2 separate regions of the Homo sapiens genome follow, and region 2 is linked to region 1. A link is an interaction called in ENCODE POLR2A ChIA-PET data of the cell type or tissue named here. Cell type or tissue: PC-3. All regions are shown on one strand. Links, peaks and the distances in the headings refer to the core of each region. The heading gives the core; the rest is flanking DNA.

Region 1 (9,114 bases), core at 603-8,602:
ATACTTTATCTTTTGTACATTTTGAGGTGTATCTTTTATACATTTTGATAAACATACATTGTTGTGTAGCCACCGCTACAATCTCCAGTTCATTTCCACTAGCTCTTAAAGTACACTCATATCCCTTGTAGTCCCTCCTAGCTCCTTAGACCATGCCAAAAATCGACCTATAGTCTACCATTACAGTTACTGCCTTTTCCAGAATCTCTTAAAAATTAAGTCATATATTATCTAGGCTTTTGATTTGGCTTTTTTTACTTATAAATATATAGTTGCGGCCAGGAGCAGTGGCTCACACCTGTAATCCCAGCACTTTGGAAGGCCGAGGAGGGCGGATCACGAGGTCAGGAGATCAAGACCATCCTGGCTAACACGGTGAAACCCCGTCTCTACTAAAAATACAAAAAAATAAAATTAGCCAGGCTTGGTGGCGGGCGCCTGTAGTCCCAGCTACTAGTGAGGCTGAGGCAGGAAAATGGCGTGAACTCAGGAGACGGAGCTTGCGGTGAGAGGAGATCGCACCGTTGCACTCCAGCCTGGGCGACAGAGCGAGACTCCATCTCAAATATATACATATACATATAGTTGCAATTATTTTGTGTTGTTAGAAATATAAGTAGTTCATTCCTTTTTGTTGCACAGTAGTATTTTGCTATTTATATGTGCCACAATTTTTTCATTCACCATTTGAAGTACCTTTTTAATTTCTAGTTTTTGGTGATTAATGTATATATGTATGTATCTGAAAATGCATTTTATATTTTTTCCATTAACTCTTCTGGAGTGAAATTGTAAGAGATACGAAAAGTGTCAAACCTTTTTCAAGACGTCTGTCATTTTGCATTCACACCAGCAACAAATGAGAGTTTTAATTTCTTTGCATCTTTCTCACCACTTACTGTTAAGTCTTTTCTTATTTTTTTTTTTTATTTTTTTAGACAGGGTCTTGTTCTGTCACCCAGGCTGGAGTGCGGTGGCGTGATCTCAGCTCACTGGAACCTCTGCCTCCCTGCTCAAGTGATTCTCGTGCCTCAGCCTCCTGAGCAGTTGAGAATACAGGCATGGGCTACCATGCCTGGCTAATTTTTGTATTTTCCATAGAGATGGGTTTCACCATGTTGGCCAGGCTGGTCTTGAACAACTGACCTCATGTGATCCACCTGCCTTGGCCTCCCAAAGTGCTGAGATACCAGTCCTTAAACATTCTAATGTTTTACTTGTATCCATTGTGGTATAAATTTGAATTTGCCTAACAGCTAACAATGTTAAGCATCACATAATATCTTTGCCACTGATTCCTTGCTGAAGTCTCCATTTAAATACTTTTCTTTATTTTAGTTTATTTTTTTAGTCAGAGTCTCACTTTGTTGCTCAGTTGGAGTGCAGTGGCTTGATCTCGGCTCACCGCAACCTCGGCCTCCCAGTCTGAAATGATTCTCCTGCCTCAGCCACCAAGTAGGTGGAACTACAGGTACACACCACCATGCCAGGCTAATTTTCTGTATTTATTTTATAGGGACAGGGTCTCATTCTGTTGCCCAGGGTGGTCTCAAACCCCTGGGCTCAAGCAATCCATTTGTCTTGGCCTCCCAAACTATTGGGATTACAGGCGTGAGCCACTGTTTCTGGCCACATTTCCTTAGATGTATTTTAATTTCTTACTATTGAGTTGTCAGAATTTTTAATATTTTCTTTGTATTTATCTGTCAGATATTGGTCATATATATGTATATAAAATAATTTAAAGATACTTATTTACATATACCCATTATATAACCATTAAATATGTATTTGTTCAATATATATATTTTTATTAAATATACATGTGTATATGTGAATACTATATATCTCTCCCAATCTATAATTACTGTTTCTTACTTTTAACAATGTCTTTCCAATACAAAAGTTTTAATTTTGATCCAAGTTTTTCTTCTATTTCATGCTTTTTTTTGGTCCTGAGATAATTTTGTCCAAGCTAAAATCACAAAGTTTTAACTCCTATGTTTTCTTCTATAAGTTCAATAGTTTCAGATTTTACATTTAATATATGATTCAGTTGAAGGTGGTTTTTTATGTGGTGAAAATATGGATCAAAGTTCTTTTTTGGGGCATAGAACTATGAAATTCTATATTGTTTGTTGAAAGATTATCTTTTCTGGATTGAGTAGATTTGACATATTTGTCAAAAAATCAATTGACTATATATGTTTAAGTCTATTTTCACCCTCTATTCTTATTCATTGAATGGTATGTCTATAGTTTTGACAATAATATGATTTATGTATTACTGCAGGCTACTAGTAAGTCTCTAAAGTTGTTCTTTTACTAAAGTGTTTAGGGTCCCCTAGTTCTTTGCTTTGCCACATCATTTCTATAATAACTTGTCTTAAAAAAATCCTGCAGGGAGTCTGACTGCCAATGTCCTTCCTGCAAGCCTGCACTACCGGCAGTCTCTCTTGTCCTCTGCCCTGCCCTTATTCCATTCCTCCAGCAGCGAAAGGAGGACTGAGAAAAAGAGGATATGAGTGAATGTGAACTTCCCTGTCTTGATGGGAATCTCATTGTAGCTACACCGTCACACTAACCTACACTGGATATTTTGATAGCCATTAAAATTTTAGCTCATTTCTTATCAGCTTTTCTGTCAGGCTGTTCCTTCATCCCATGCTCTGCCGCAGATGAGACAGTCAAGTATTGTCTTCCCTTGACATAGGACCATCTTCCTTACCTTTCTGGCTACTCCATTTTCCTAGGATCTTACCTCTCTCATGGGTTAAAAACAAGTGCTGGCTTAGTAGTTTAGCTGGACTTTTCTCATTGCTTTTTGCTTTCTATATTACAGGTGGACACAAAATTGAGTTCTCTTTTTATTATTATTTTAAGGAATTAATCTATAAAATTGTAATATTAAACTATTTTTCTAAAACCATTTTAGAAGAGACTTTTGCAGTATGAGGGCTTGGGTATCAACACAGGAAATTTTGAATTTGCAAGTAATGTAATTATTGACTGATACTAATTATTTTCCTAAAGGACACATTCTATTGAAGAGATTATAGTTAACAACATAGGTGTAAGCAGGAGGAAATCAACGTTAAGAAGGAGCAACCAGTAGTCAACCTTAAAGAGACTATATTTACACAGCTCTGCCAGACATAAGCATTCCTGATTATCCTTTCTTTCCCTTTTCCCTTTTCTTCCTTTTCATTGTTTTCTTTTTTCTTCCTTCCTCCCTCTCTTTCTTTTTTTACTTCCTTCCTTTTTTATTTTATTTTTCATTTTTTCTTTACTTCAATTTAATTTTCACTTACTTTCTCCCCCTTATTCCTACTAGTCATCAAGCCATTTCTAAAAATCCATTCTCTTAAATGGTAAGTATACAGAAATGATGTTTTCAGTTTTAATTAGTTCACATTATAATGAATTAAAATATATAATTAATATGACAAATGTTATAATAGAGATATGAAAAAAATTTTTGTAAACATAGCATAATACAAGATTAACTGTACTGGAGCTGGATGTAAATTGATACAAAATTGTATCTTGAAGACAATTTCAGCAGGTAGTACATGGAGATAATGGAAATTGACATTTAACAAATTACACACAAGGACCTCAATTAAAGAATGCAACATACGTTTACAAGTGTGGTAAACTAGACATCCTTGATACGTAACACTAAAATGTCCTTGAAGAGATACCAAATTCAAGTAACTGAAGATAAGATTTTAACTGGAAATAATAGCCTTTTTTCTTAGCCAAGCAAAGTGTAAGAGGTGTATGAAGCTATGAACTCAGAAAAGTTATACAAATTCTGTTTCTCTTTACAAACTCTATTCTTGTCAAAATAGGTCAAAGTGTTGCATAAAGTTAAGATAACTTTGATGGTGCTTTCCAATTGAGAAAAAGCTTTTTTTTTAAAATTATTATTATACAGATGGCTTCCAACAATTTCCCCCTGGAAGTTACCAGAATATCCAGTTTCTTTATTTGTAATTTAATATTGTAACTTTAATTGTTCATAAAAATTTGAAGGAATTTGATAACAATAAACTTAATATATTTTTAAAGCAATATTTTTGTCTTTTATGACTACTTTTCTTGAAATGCAATTGATATAAGTCAAAGATACATTTTTCAATTACAAAAATGTAATAGAATGCATGCTACATAGTCTTATTTTAAGAAAAGAAAAAAGCACATATGAGACTAGTAGCATATTTTTTGGCATCAATATCAATATTTATTCATCTAATACTATTTAACAAAATATTTGATGTAGATAGACCATATTTTAGAGACTTCTTTTATGTCAAATACATTTCATCACAATGATAATCAATTTGATTTATGCATTATATTGTTCAAAGAAATGATTACTTAAAATCTCTCAGCTTGTTAATGGTAGAGATGGCGTTAGGTAGTGCTGTGGGGCCTGCAAATATAAACATAATGGGCTGCAAAGAGTTGAGCAAAAGGTAAATGAGCAAAGAATATTTGAGACAAATGAGATTAAGATGGGATGAATTTGAACTCATCTGTTGAGAACTTATGCTGTTGTAGAATACCCATATTAAAAATCAAATTCAGTTTGTCCTTTGAAACATTTTATTCCAGGTTAATTAAGAGTATTTTTAATAAGACAGATGAACAAATTAAAACAAAAAAACTTTAGTTTTTATAAAGTACAAATATAAAACTTAAATCTGATTATCATTGTAAGCATATAAACTTTGATGTCCCCTTTAATATCAATTATGTGTGGTATATAGACTCATATATGAAAACCCATGCCTCTTTATTTTATTCACAGTTCAAATTTTCAATTTCATTTTGTACACAATAAACACAGATGGCTCTAAATTTGGTTGACTGCTTCTAAGTAATTTTTATGTGGATATAATTTTATCACAATGACATCTCATCAGAGTAGCGAATAATTTAAGAATACTGTTGCAAACACATGTGTGTGTCTGTTTGTATATACATGTTTGTGTCTCTGTAGCTCTATTCATCAGGATACAAATAGTGTTAGTCATGATAATAGTAATTTTGTGATTTTAAAAATTCATTTAGCAAATCCACGTTATATTTTGTTAATATTTAAATGTGTAACATTAATAATAGTGAATACTGCTGAAAATATCTGCAATGTTAACTTAGAGCCATGATGTAAACAGAAACCAACAGAGACATATACATGCCCTGGGAGGAACAGCAACTCCCCGGCAGGAATTCTAAATTGGAGTTGGAAGAGCATTCTTTGGATCCAGTTTCAACATTGACTAGCTCTACGTAAGTTATGTAGCCCTTCAGTATTGCATTGTGTCCTTAAAATAGAAAAGGATATGTGTATGCTAGACTGTTTTTGTAACATACTCATGTAATGTTTGAGCTGAGTCATCTTCCTTCCAGCTTAAAACAATATTGATTATATTACAAATACAATGATGACTATGTATATATTTGTAATATCATTTATCAGTTTTCCTTTAAAATAATAATTTTTCAGTAGCTCATGCCTGTAATCCCAGCACTTTGGGAGGCTGAGGCGGGTGGATCACAAGGTCAGGAGTTCAAGATCAGCCTGGCCAAGATGGTGAAACCCCTAAAAAATACAAAAATTAGCCCAGCGTGGTGGCAGATACCTGTAATCCCAGCTACTCGAGAGTCTGAGGCAGAGAATTGCTTGAACCCGGGAGGCGGAGTTTGCAGTGAGCCAAGATCGTGCCACTGCACTCCAGCCTGGGCAATAGAGCGAGACTTCATCTCAAGAAAAAAAAAAAATTTTTTTTTGAAATGACAATAAGATTGACATACACCAGTATATGTATATCCTTAATTTAAATTCATTAGAAAAAAGGATACAAAATGTGAGAAAATCTGTTTTTATATGGATATGAGATATATACTATATCATTGCACTAATGAGAATTATTTCAAGACAAAGACAGTACATCAGTGTACCTATTTTATAAAATATTAAACATGTCTATGCTTTAAAATACTTGTCACCTATACTTTATAAGGAAGATTATAAAATTGAATTTATTCTCATAAGGATTTACTTTTGAGCATAGAATATAATTTAATTTTTAACTACAATCACATATCTACGTTGAAATTACTTTTTATCTTTGGAGGGGAAAAGATAGCAATGACATTGCTGTAAAAGCACATTTTCTTCCTGCACTCATCTCTAAGAAAAAATAAAGCCCATAATTGTTGTTAATGTAATACATGCACTAACATTGTATTTTTGCTATCAGTTTCTAGGCCATAATAAAGATAAATAGGCAGCTGACACAGCTTTGAAGACACTATTTCAAATGTCTGGCTTGTAAAAAATTCATCATGCTGTCTAATACTTACCAATGAAAGTAACTCAAGGACAGCTCACTCTGTACCAGCACTTCATCATTTCAAAAAGCTTACAGCCAAAGGAGAGTTTTTAATTGTTTATGTGATATATGACTTGATTGTCTCCACTCTGCACCTAGGAAGAACAGAGTAAATTAATAATAAGCTTAGGCACCACTGCAAAAAAAGTTGCTAGGAAATTCAAGTGATTTATATCATGGTTGATGATGCTTGGACATTAGATAAATAAGGAATATCAATTTTCTTCTAAATCTCAAGTCGGAATGTAGGTTTTCCAAATTTCAGTTGAAATAATCATCTTTTAACTATGAAGGTTAGGAAGAATACAATTGTGTGTTCACATTGATGGGAAAATGGCAGATGAAAATTGGATGACTTTCTGTACTATGTTCTTTAGCTTTGTCATACATTTATATGGAGCAGCAGGTACTGAATTTCTACAAGGAAGCAATAATGAAAAGTAATGCAGACAGAAATAGCTTGCCTCCAGCTAGACTAATGGCAAGGTCAGATTACATCAATTAAATCAGAAAGTCTCCAAGATAAAGTTCACTAATACATTCAGGGATTTTATTTTTCCCCAAATAGATGTCTGCTTTTATAAGTAGAAAAATTTCACTGTAGTTTCATGTAGGTAACAAAATACATTGAAAAACAGTAAAGAAAAAAACAAGTAAAGTTATATAACTATATAAATACATATATATAATTTACGTGAATGGTATTTGCAGAAAGCCAAATACCTTTTTTTTGGTAAATGTATCCTTACATTCATTGATACTGTAATGACATTGCTAGTAATAGTTGAGTTTTATTTCCACTCAGAAACAAATGTTGACCTGAGAAGTGCCTAGCCTAGTCATTTAAAAAAGTGCTATTTCTCTTATTCAATATTATTTTAAATTACATTAATCATTTGAGACATAGCATGCAAAGTTAAGAAATAGAGTAACAGTAATAGGTAACAAAAGGAGTAGGTCTGCATGGAAAATGAATTTTGGCAGTAAAAAATATATTTTTACTTCTATATTATTTTTCTTCAGAAATTAAAAGTAGTACATTGGCTTTTAATACTGCAGAAAATAAAGGAAGACTGTATCTAACACTTTCTATTAATAACCTTTACTAACTGCCTACTGTGTGCCAAACTTTGTTGCAAGAAATATAGAAAAATTGAAGATGAACTCTACATAAAGGCATCTCTTAGGTAAGTTAATAAGAAAAAGAGAAAAGCACACCAAGTAACTATTCTACATGATAATGCAAAGGTTTGAGGTAAAAGCATTGTCAGAACTGATGATTTTCAGTCAAATAATATGTGAGTAGATATATCCAATTAAATAACAATTTGTAGAAATTTGGAGCCTAAGAACCCTTTCCCATTATTGTCATATTAGAGTGTAGAGAGATAAATCATAACATTTTCAATGTACAATAGTAGAAAAATAGATATCCAAAATTTTAAATATGAAAAAATTTAGTTTATCTATGTAAAATAAAAGTGAAGTTATAAGGATGTGTAGAAATATAAATTATATATAAGAAATCTATAAATTTTCTTATAATTTTTAAACCATCAATACAGAGAGCACGTGATCATTAAAACAATGTTTCAATTATAAACTTCTATTTTTTAATGATTTTCTGTATATAGCTTTATGTATATTCAGTGAAGAATAAATGAATTTGAATCTCAATTTTTAATCTGTGAAGTCACTAATTGAACATGATAGCTTCATGATTTTTTCAAAAAACTATTATATTATCTTCAGCAATAACATTACTAAGGTACATCAGTCTAGTTCTGAATTGGGCCTAAGTCAATTAAAAAATTTTTTATTGCATTTATTTGAAACTTACAAAAATTTAAAGAGAGGTGAGTATTTATGTAAATATTTACTCATTAATAAACTTGCATTATCAATAGATTTGTAAGGGTTACTTAGTTTCCATTAACTCATGTTTGTATGCACACACACACAATGTATATATTTATTTTAAGTTTATTTTCTAATTTTCTCTTCTCTTTTTTGCATCCTTCTTACTGACTCATCAGTTTATTTTTATTTAATTTTCTTCAGAGGAGTAACTTATCTTGACATCATTACAAATTTTATTTAATTTTCTTCAGACGAGTAACTTATCTTGACATCCTTATAACTTGAAAAGTAACTATTAATAATACAATTTTCTAAGCAATTCTGTTTCTATTGATGGCTCACATTGTGTTTAACCTGAATCTCATCCTTTGCACTGTCTCCATGCTTTTGTATCTTTTGCTATGAATTCCTGGAGTACCTTTAATCTTGTTTCATTTCACTGGACTTAAAGTTACTCTGGTTTGAGCATGGTTATTATCTTCTCTGCAGGGTGTTTCTTGAGTCCTCCTGCTATGTTAGGTGGGCACCTGCTGTCCAGCGCATCTCTCTCTCTCTTTAACTCCTATTATTTTTATGACCCTCCTGGACGACAGGCTAATACAGAACAGACACTTTGGCTTATCTATTATTTTAGCTTCAGAGCCTAGCAGTGCTAGAAATATATAGTCAGTATCAAATTATTATGTATAAAATAACTAAAGATAGTATATTAAGAAGTTATTTTTCTTTATATTTTATATAGATCTCTCACCCATACTTTTTCACAATATGTCCCCTGTTTCTTGAATCCAGCTGACATCATTCTAAAATAGATTCTTACTCTCCTATTCCTATATTACCCCATTTAATT
Region 2 (9,114 bases), core at 709-8,708, 370 kb before region 1:
GGTGGATCACAAGGTCAAGAGATGGAGACCATTCTGGTCAACATGGTGAAACCCCGTCTCTTCTAAAAATACAAAAATTAGCTGGGCATGGTGGCACACACCTGCAGTCTCAGCTGCTAGGGAGGTTGAGGCAGGAGAATCACTTGAACCTGGCAGGCGGAGGTTGCAGAGAGCCGAGATCGTGCCACTGCACTCCAGCCTGGGCAACAGAACAAGACTACATCTAAAAAAAAAAAAAAAGAAATCGTTAATGTCTTTTTATTTTTGAATAAGTCTAAAATAAAAGAAATGCCTTAACTTCAATAATAAGCTGTGGTTTAGAAATAATGTAGTCATTGAGAAGTCATGTAAACAATAGAAAGAAGGCCAAAAAATTTTTCATGCCATTCTTCAAACCACGAATGTCATTTTGTTTAAGCCCTATGCAAGCAACTCTATGCAATTATTTATTAATAAACAATGACAACAACACTATCATAAAGGTTTGAGAATTATCATGATAATTACATACAGTAGCAGAAAAACATCAGACAGAAAAAAACAAACAAAATAAAAACTACTTAGCAATGACCCATTCAATCATAAACTTAGAAAAGCAATTGGAGTCACAAAATAATTTATTTTTTTTATTTTAAGGGAGCACCAATTCAAATCATTCCAGCTACTTTAAAATAGCTATTTTTGTGTATTTATAAATGCTACAGGGGTAAAATATATAAATTTCACTTTCTCTTTTCATAATACCAATACTTACAGAGATAATATGATTACATGCATGCAATTTACTTCTTTAGTTTCAAAATCTGTACATTTTAGCCTCAATTGAAGTTAATCATAGTATTTCTCTTGTAAATATTTTTAAATTATTATGACTATAAAATTGTATTTGTGAATAAATGAGTTCACTTTTATACTTTTTGTAAAATATATGTTTTTGATTATCAACATACATAATAAATATTAAAAAATATATGATTAACATACTTATAAACAGATTTTCTCTTAAATTACTAAAATAGAGATGTTGGGTTATTAGGAAAACACACAAAAGCAATGTAATTTTTACAGAGTTTTTTGAAGGTAAGTTAAAATATGTCAACCTTCTTTATTTTGGCTGTACACAATACAAATGCCTATCCTTTTCTAATTTTCACATATTTTGCAATATATTAATATCCCTAGGGAATCTCTTTAGTAAAAAATGTACAACATTGACTAGGTATGAAAGAAATATAATCTATATATTATCATAGAATTTTTAAGAATTTTTTTATGGTTTCATTTTTCAGTTCCAGGTGAGATAGGTAACCTCTTTATGTGTAGATTATTAATAATATACCTTGATCTATCAATGAAATTATGGTGGTTCTTAAGTGATTAAAATTAAAATAACAGAGTGCTGCACTCTTTACATTTTAAGCCATTTTCAAAGAACAAGTGAACAGGAAATACTCTCAAAATCAATCTTTGAAGAAAAAATATAATTATGGTGTTAGTGCTGCTCTATAGACTATTTTGTGAAGATTTAAATTTCTGAGGCTCAAAGTGTTCATTGATGTCTGAACCAATGAATCAGTAATGGCTACCGCTTTAGTCAGATGGCATCTCTAATTGCACATATAGATAATCAATAGAATAAGTGAAAAAATGAGCACACAAACTGTCATTAAGATCCAGGGAAATTAGTAATTCAGCATTCTAGTAGAAAGTCACTCCTTAAGTCACATTCACAATGTGACAATGTGAATTTGGATAGTAAGTTAATTTCCATATTTTACAGATTGAAGCAGTATCACCTAATAGAATAAACGAGCAGTATCACCTAATAAAAATCAGAATTTTGGAATCAGATATTTTTGAATTTGCAGTTTGTCTCCAATATTTGCTATCTGACATTGTGGAAATTACTTAATATATCCAGGTCTAAATTTTCTGACCTATATAATGCTATATAATGGAATAAAGCTATTATCTACCCGATTGGGTACTTTTGAGGATCAAATGAGAGTGCTTTAAAAAAAAAAAAGAAAAAAAAACTTTGTATAGCTGCTGGGACATATTATGCACTCAAAATTGATTTTATTATCTTTTACAACCTGAAAATTAAAGATAACAGTAGACCTACTTACATCCAAGGATTCTTGTCAATATTAACACAAGGACAGGGAATGAAAAATTACCTTCAGAAAATTAGAATAGTAATCACTTAGCTTTGGAACACTGACCTTTTGTTTCCTATTCATTCTTTTTTCTTTAGATGCCTAACTGTTGTTTTAAAACTAGGATTATCTCCACCATGGTAATTTTTGTTATACTTTTCTTGTTGATTTTTTTTTCTTTGTTGCCTCAGATGTTAATTTCACCCTTCCTAGCTAGTTAAGGCCTGACAATTCTGGGGAAAACCAAACAACAAAACTCCAACATTCAGTCTTCTAGTAAGATTTCAGACATAAATTCATCATTTTTATCTCTTCAGATATCTGCTTTTGCTTTTCTCTGTATGTTTTACAAACAATTATAAGTTCTTAAACATCTATTTCCACTTAACTGCTCCACGATTTTTCATATGGCTTCTATTATGCCATCTTGATTGAAAACTCACACTCTCACCTGCATAGCTAGTGTGTTTTCCTGGATATCCTATCTTACACATTTTCAGAAGAAAATATACTGTCACAGCTTTTATAGATTGTATGAAAGAATCACATTTATATAAAATCGGCCCTTTGTATCCTCGGTTCTGCATCTGCAGATTTAACCAGCCATGGATTAAAATTATTGAAAAATAATAATAATAATCTGAAAATTAAAACCAATACTGTATCAACACAATTTACATAGCATTTATATTACATTAAGCATTATAAATCATCTGGAGATTATTTAAAGAATATGGTGAATGAACATAGGTTATATGCATATACACTATTTTAAATAAGAAGCTTGAACATCCCTGGATTTTGGTATTCTTGGGAATCCTGGAAGAAATCTGCTGAGTATACTGAGGGATGATTCTACTTTCTTTGATTTTCCTAACAGTTCGTGTGTTTCTATCAAAAGATGTTTGTGAACATTAGTTCTTCCTTTTTCAGAGAATTCATAAGCTTACACTCTCATCTTGGGAAAAAAATAAAAAAAAAAACAAAAACAGTATTCATGTGGCTGCTGTCTCTGCCTCTTGCCTCCTGGTAGAATAGAAACACATCCTCTTAGAAAATATAAAAAATAAAAGTTACTGTAATATACATATATATGTAATGTTGGCACTGATTATTTTAATTTCTTTATGTGTTATTTTCATATGTATTGGCAAAAAAAAACCCCTACCATCTCAGGTTCAATACAGGAAAGGGTTCAGATCGTTAAATTTTGACCCAATGAATATTGACAATGAGGGAATTTCAGAAGACAATACTTGGTGACAATAGGCATTAGGAAATATAGACAGACGGTCCAGTGCATAGCCCAGAAAATAATTACTGGATGTCAGATGCAAGTCGAGGCCTCCAATTAACTGAGTGTGGGGAAAAGGTTTGAGTATTAGACAGAACTTTTATACTAGGAAGAATCTGGGGATATTAAAGGAAGATCTCAGTTTTGTGGACCAGATTATTATGGGTGAATAAAAAGGACAGATAATGAATGCTACAACTCAGTGTTCTTACAGGTACTCAAATCCACCTGCTATTTACTAGCTTTCATTGAAATTCAATTGGCAAAAATGTAACTCTTAGGCAGAAGAGAATCCTGGGAGTTGTGGCTAGTTTTAGTTAGTGAGTTATTAGATGTGTTATTCTGGACAGCACATACCACCAACTGAATACCTGAAATCAAACATGGGCAATGCAAATACAAGAATAATGACAGAATAACAGGTCTATATGGGATTTATTGTTAATGCTACTTTTTAGTAGACAGTGCTATCCAACACACTTATTTTGGAATTTTAAAAATTGTGTCAATGGTGAAACCCCATCTCTACTAAAAATACAAAAAATTAGCTGGGCATGGTGGCACGTGTCTGTAGTCCCAGCTACTCGAGAGGCTGAAGCAGGAGAATCGCTTGAACCCGGGAGGCAGAGGTTGCAGTGAGCCGAGATCGTGCCACTGCACTCCAGCGTGGCTGACAGAGCAAGACTCCATCTCAAAAAAAAAAAAAAAAAAAAAAAAAAAAAAGACAAAAAAAAATAGTGTAAAAATTCTGGCTTTGTCTCCATGCTATCTCTTTTAACTTCTGTAATTTCTTATGCTCTCAGTGTTGTTTCCTCATACACAAACCAGAATTAATGACACAATCTGGGCTGGGCATGGTGGCTCACGCTTGTAATCCCAGCACTTTTCGGGAGTTCGAGACAAGCCTGACCAACATGGAGAAACCCCATCTCTACTAAAAATACAAAATTAGCTGGGCATGGTGGCGCATGCCTGTAATCCCAGCTATTGGGGATCTGAGGCAGGAGAATAGTTTGAACCTGGGAGTGGAGGTTGCAGTGAGTCAAGATCGTGCTACTGCACTCCAGCCTGGGCAATAAGAGTGAAACTCCATCTCAAAAAACAAAGAAACAAAAAAAAAAAAAACAATTTAAAAACCCCACAATCTTACAGGGTTTTTTTTGAGCACAAATATAATAATGGATATAATGCATCTATAATAATGCTTGGTATATAATATGTGCTCTTGTTAAGGGTATCAAAGACTACCCTGCACATTTGGGGATAACTGTGAGGACTTGCATAACTCAGCATATAGTTATAATAGCTAAAATTTATTTGGGGGAATACCAGATGAAAGCTTCCAAGAGTCCCCTCCCAATACAGCCACACAAGACATGATCAATTCTTCTACCAATAAGTCGTGACAACTTGTAAGAAGGGTTGTCTACCAGGGAAGTTAATTAGTGACTCATCAGTAATAATTTAACTGGGAGCTAGTCAAGTAATTACCTCTGCCTACCAAATTTCAGAGCCCCATAGGGAAAGCTAATGTTCAAGATAAACCATGTTGCTTGTACACACAACTTAAGCACAGTAAGACACTTTTATCAAGGTCCCAGACTGCCAGCCAAGGGCAAACCTTGAAACCAGATCATTCTAAGGATAGCAGACTCAGGCTTTCTGTGTTAATAGATCCCTGAACAATAACAAATACTGTCATTACTGTCAAGAACATTGTATTAGTCCATTCTCATGCTGCTGATAAAGACATACCTGAGACTGGGCAATCAAAAGAAAGAGGTTTGATGGCACGTCTTACAGGGTGGCAGACAAGAGAAGAGAGCTTGTGGAGGGAAACTCTGCTTTTTTAAAACCATCAGATCTTGTGAGACTTGTTCACTATTACGAGAACAGCGCAGGAAAGACCTGCCCCGACGATTCAGTTACCTCCCACAGCACATGGGAATTCAAGATGAGATTTGGGTGGGGACACATCCAAACCATATCAAATATTATTACATACTAAATAATAAAAGTAATAAGTAACAAATAGAATTTTAACTAAGCATCCATCCTCCATTGAATATTAGGAAATATTGAAGAATATTGTCAATAAACAACTGGATATTTATGATATGTACTCTTGTTAAAAATATATAACTTGTATTGTGCTATTGGTAATAGACTATAAAACACACAAAGGTTTTCACTTATTAGATTAAAACTACTATATGCTTTGTATTGCCTGATACTAATAATAATGGCAACCCTGGAAGAATATAAATCACCTGATAATCTTTCTACAAATACAAAAACAACTATGCCATTTTATGATATAACATTTTCATTTCCACACTATTTGACATACTGTAACACTATGTTCATCATCTAAACAGAGGTGAAATATTGTAGTGAGTAGTTTAGAGAATATTTACTTCCCCTTAAGCATTAGTAATATATTGAGTTAAGAGTTACTTTATTTTTCATGAAAAATTCTCATGACAATATACAACAATATTTTCATTTTAGATCCATTCATTACATAATAGTTTTCATGTTTTATGATAATACTGGCTAGATTCTTCCATGCGACATGGTTATTGTAGTCTTAAGAGAATCCCTAATGAAGCAGCATTAACTCTTTTATGATTTTAAGATCAATAAATAATGTCTCCAAATATTCAGGAAATTTTTGAAAGAGGCTGAAATCAAACAACAATAGCTAGAAACAATAGCTTTATTGCCATAGGAAATAATTTTTGAAGATAAATTCTGTGGATTGAAACACAAGTTTCTTTATTTAAAAAATGTTTCTCATACGAAGAATTTACAATTTTATTCCCAGATGTAATCAGCAAAGTTTTTTCTTATGTATTTACTGTATATGTGGTTCCATGATTAATGTAAATAAATGAATGCCTTATTTTATCAATTATGAGACAATAATGTTTGTATAATACATTTTTAATTTGCCGTTAGGAAAGAACACAGAACTCCCAAGTAAACCATGACACAATGGTAAACTTCACACAGGGAGTGTTTATTCTATAATCATGAAAGTGTTGTTTTCAGACATTTTTAACCACATGTATTTATCTTCTTTTCATTTTTGTGCAAATACAAAAATGAAAACCTAAGTAAAATTAATTACGATGGCATGTCTAATAGTTTTCTACAATCTGAGCCTGACTCAGCTAAATTATTCTCTGACTCAGATTAATTGAATTCCATGATTTACAAACAATATTATCCTCCTTGTTTTCAAAAACACCAAGAAGCAACACTGACTAAAATAGGAATCTGTTGTTGATTCTGGATTACTTTTTCAAATCCTTGACAACTCATTCTTCTATTGTTATTGCCTTTTTAGAGGTGCTAATGGAAGGTTTTGTTAAGGGGTGGGTGAGGGGGAATCTAGGATATAAGGGGAGTGATATTAGCAAGAAGCCCTGAAATCTCCTTCCTTTCAGGCAAGAAGCTCTGAAATATCCTCCTCCACCCCATGAACACTGTGATTCTTCAACACTACATAGACGAATTCCCTTTATGAGAAATAAACTGGTTGAGAGGTTTCTGCACCTTAATCTAGCATGAAACCAGCCACCCTGGCTAGTTTTAAAACACCCTCTCACCATATTGCCCAATCCCTGGCAGCACCCTATGATTGGGAGGAGCCTTTCTGCTCCAAGGTTCTCTTTAGTGAGGAAAAAGTTGGAACATATATCCAACAACCTAATTTTTCTGGGAAGCTACTCAGGACTGGATTCTGCCTTGCCTATCTGAGAGAGCTGACAGAACCTGGCACACTCAAGCTGCCTAGAGCTAAGTAAGAACAAAGATAGGTGTTTTAGATGACAGTTACCGTAGCTCCTTCCCCACCGTCAGCAAGCTCCTAACAACAGGCTCAGTACAGAGCAAGGAGACAAAAATGTTAGCTCCCACCTTCTCCCTGGGGAGGGAAAAAGGTTACAGAACAACCAATGACCCAAAATTTCTAAGGACCGAAGCTAGAAAATAGCTTCAGCCTTGCCTATCTCTGAACATTGACAGGATCCAGAATATTCCAAACATCTGGGGGCTACAAAGAACAAAAAAAGCAGGTTGGACTAGCCTGAAGGCTTGAGATAGGCCTTCAGAATCTTTGACTAGGCTGATTGGTGAGGGTCTTCTCCTATGTAAGAACAGTTTGTGAAGACTAGGAGAGGTAGCTGTTTTTTTTATAGTGCACAGATACCAACACAAATTCAAGAAAAGTGAAGAAACAGAAACATGTCTCTAACAAAGGCACAAATGAATCTCTAGAAACTGACTCTAATGAAAGGAAGATATGTAATCTACCTGAAAGTTAATTAAAAATAACCCTCATAAGGGTGTTTGATAAGATAAGGAAAACAATGCACGAACAAACTGAAAATTTCAACAAAGAGATAGAAAAAGCTCCAAACAGAAACCTTGGAGCTGAATAATATAATAACTGAACAAAAACAAAAACCAAATAAAATACACTAGAGGAGTATAAAATCCTACTGGAAAGAGGCAGACGAAAGAGAAAATAGAAACAGAGAGACCAAACAGAAATCTTGGAGCTAAATAATACAATAACTGAGCAAGAGTAAACAACAATCACTAGAGGGTTTTAAAGGCCAACTAGGTCAAACAGAAGAAAGGATAAGCAAACTGGAAGACAGGTCATTGAAAATTATAAAGTCAGAGGAACAAAAAGAAAAAAAAAGATCAAAAAAGAGGAAAAAGGCCTTATGAGACTTACGGGACATCATCATGCGGCTGAATATACACACTATAGGAATATCAGAAAGAAAAATGAGAAAAGAGGAAAAGCTTACTCAAAGAAATAATGGCCAAAATCATCCTTCATGTGAAAAAAAAAAACAAAGACCCCATAAAAAGTTGAATACAAAAAGATACACATTGAGACATAACAAAATTGTCTGACAAAGATGACGAGACATTTTTCTTTTTTATGAGACAGAGTTTCACTCTTGTTGCCCAGGCTGGAGTACAATCTTGGCTCACTGCAATCTCCACCTCCTGGGTTCAAGAGATTCTCCCGCCTCAGACTCCCTAGCAGCTGGGATTACAGGCGCCCTCCATCACGCCCAGCTAATTTTTGTATTTTTAGTAGAGATGGGGTTTCACCATGTTGGCCAGGGTAGTCTCAAACTCCTCACCTCAGGTGAATCTCCCACCTTGGCCTCCCAAAGTGTTGAGATTACAGGCGTGAGCCGCTGGATGATGAGAATTTTTTTAAAGCACAAGACAAAAATGACTTGTCATGAACAATGAAAAACCCTTAAGATTGTCTGGCTTTCTCAGCAAAGATTGAAGGGGGTAGATGGTAAAATCAAAGTACTGAAAGAAAAATCTGCCAAACAAGACTAGTATAAACAGCAGAATTGTCCTCCATCTCTCCAAAATGGAGAGATAAAGACTTTGTCAGACAAAGACTGAAGAAGTTCATCACCTCTGAGCCTGCCATATAAGATGCTGAAGCAGGTTCTAGAAGTTGAAGCAAAAGGATGCTAAACAGTAATGCAAAAGCATATGAAAGTACAAAAATTGCTGCAAAAGTAATCATATAGAAAAATAAAGAATACAGTAATACTTGAATGATGGCAAATAAAATATTTTTAACTCTAGTATAAAAGTTAAAAGACAAAA

The links. ChIA-PET counts read pairs that join two places held together with the same protein. Peaks named below come from ENCODE experiments on the same cell type or tissue, not always from the same donor. Only the 100,000 strongest peaks of a DNase experiment are listed, where the experiment ranks them.
Region 2: POLR2A ChIA-PET joins it to region 1 with 12 read pairs; 2 of 35 experiments call an interaction of 5 or more read pairs at or near these places.

The regions. Positions count from the first base shown.
Region 1 is chr13:62,832,755-62,841,868 of GRCh38, forward strand. It overlaps LOC105370234 (a long non-coding RNA gene), which reads right to left. Exons shown (of 3, transcript XR_942013.2): 3 at 3,239-6,499. Among named protein-coding and RNA genes, the nearest start is that of LINC00448, 41 kb to the left of the region's middle. In PC-3, for the core only: no CTCF peak of the experiment used is centred there; a DNase peak (open chromatin) is centred at 5,307; H3K27ac peaks cover 1,077 bases.
Region 2 is chr13:62,466,774-62,475,887 of GRCh38, forward strand. No RefSeq gene overlaps it. Among named protein-coding and RNA genes, the nearest start is that of LINC00459, 150 kb to the left of the region's middle. In PC-3, for the core only: no CTCF peak of the experiment used is centred there; no DNase peak of the experiment used is centred there.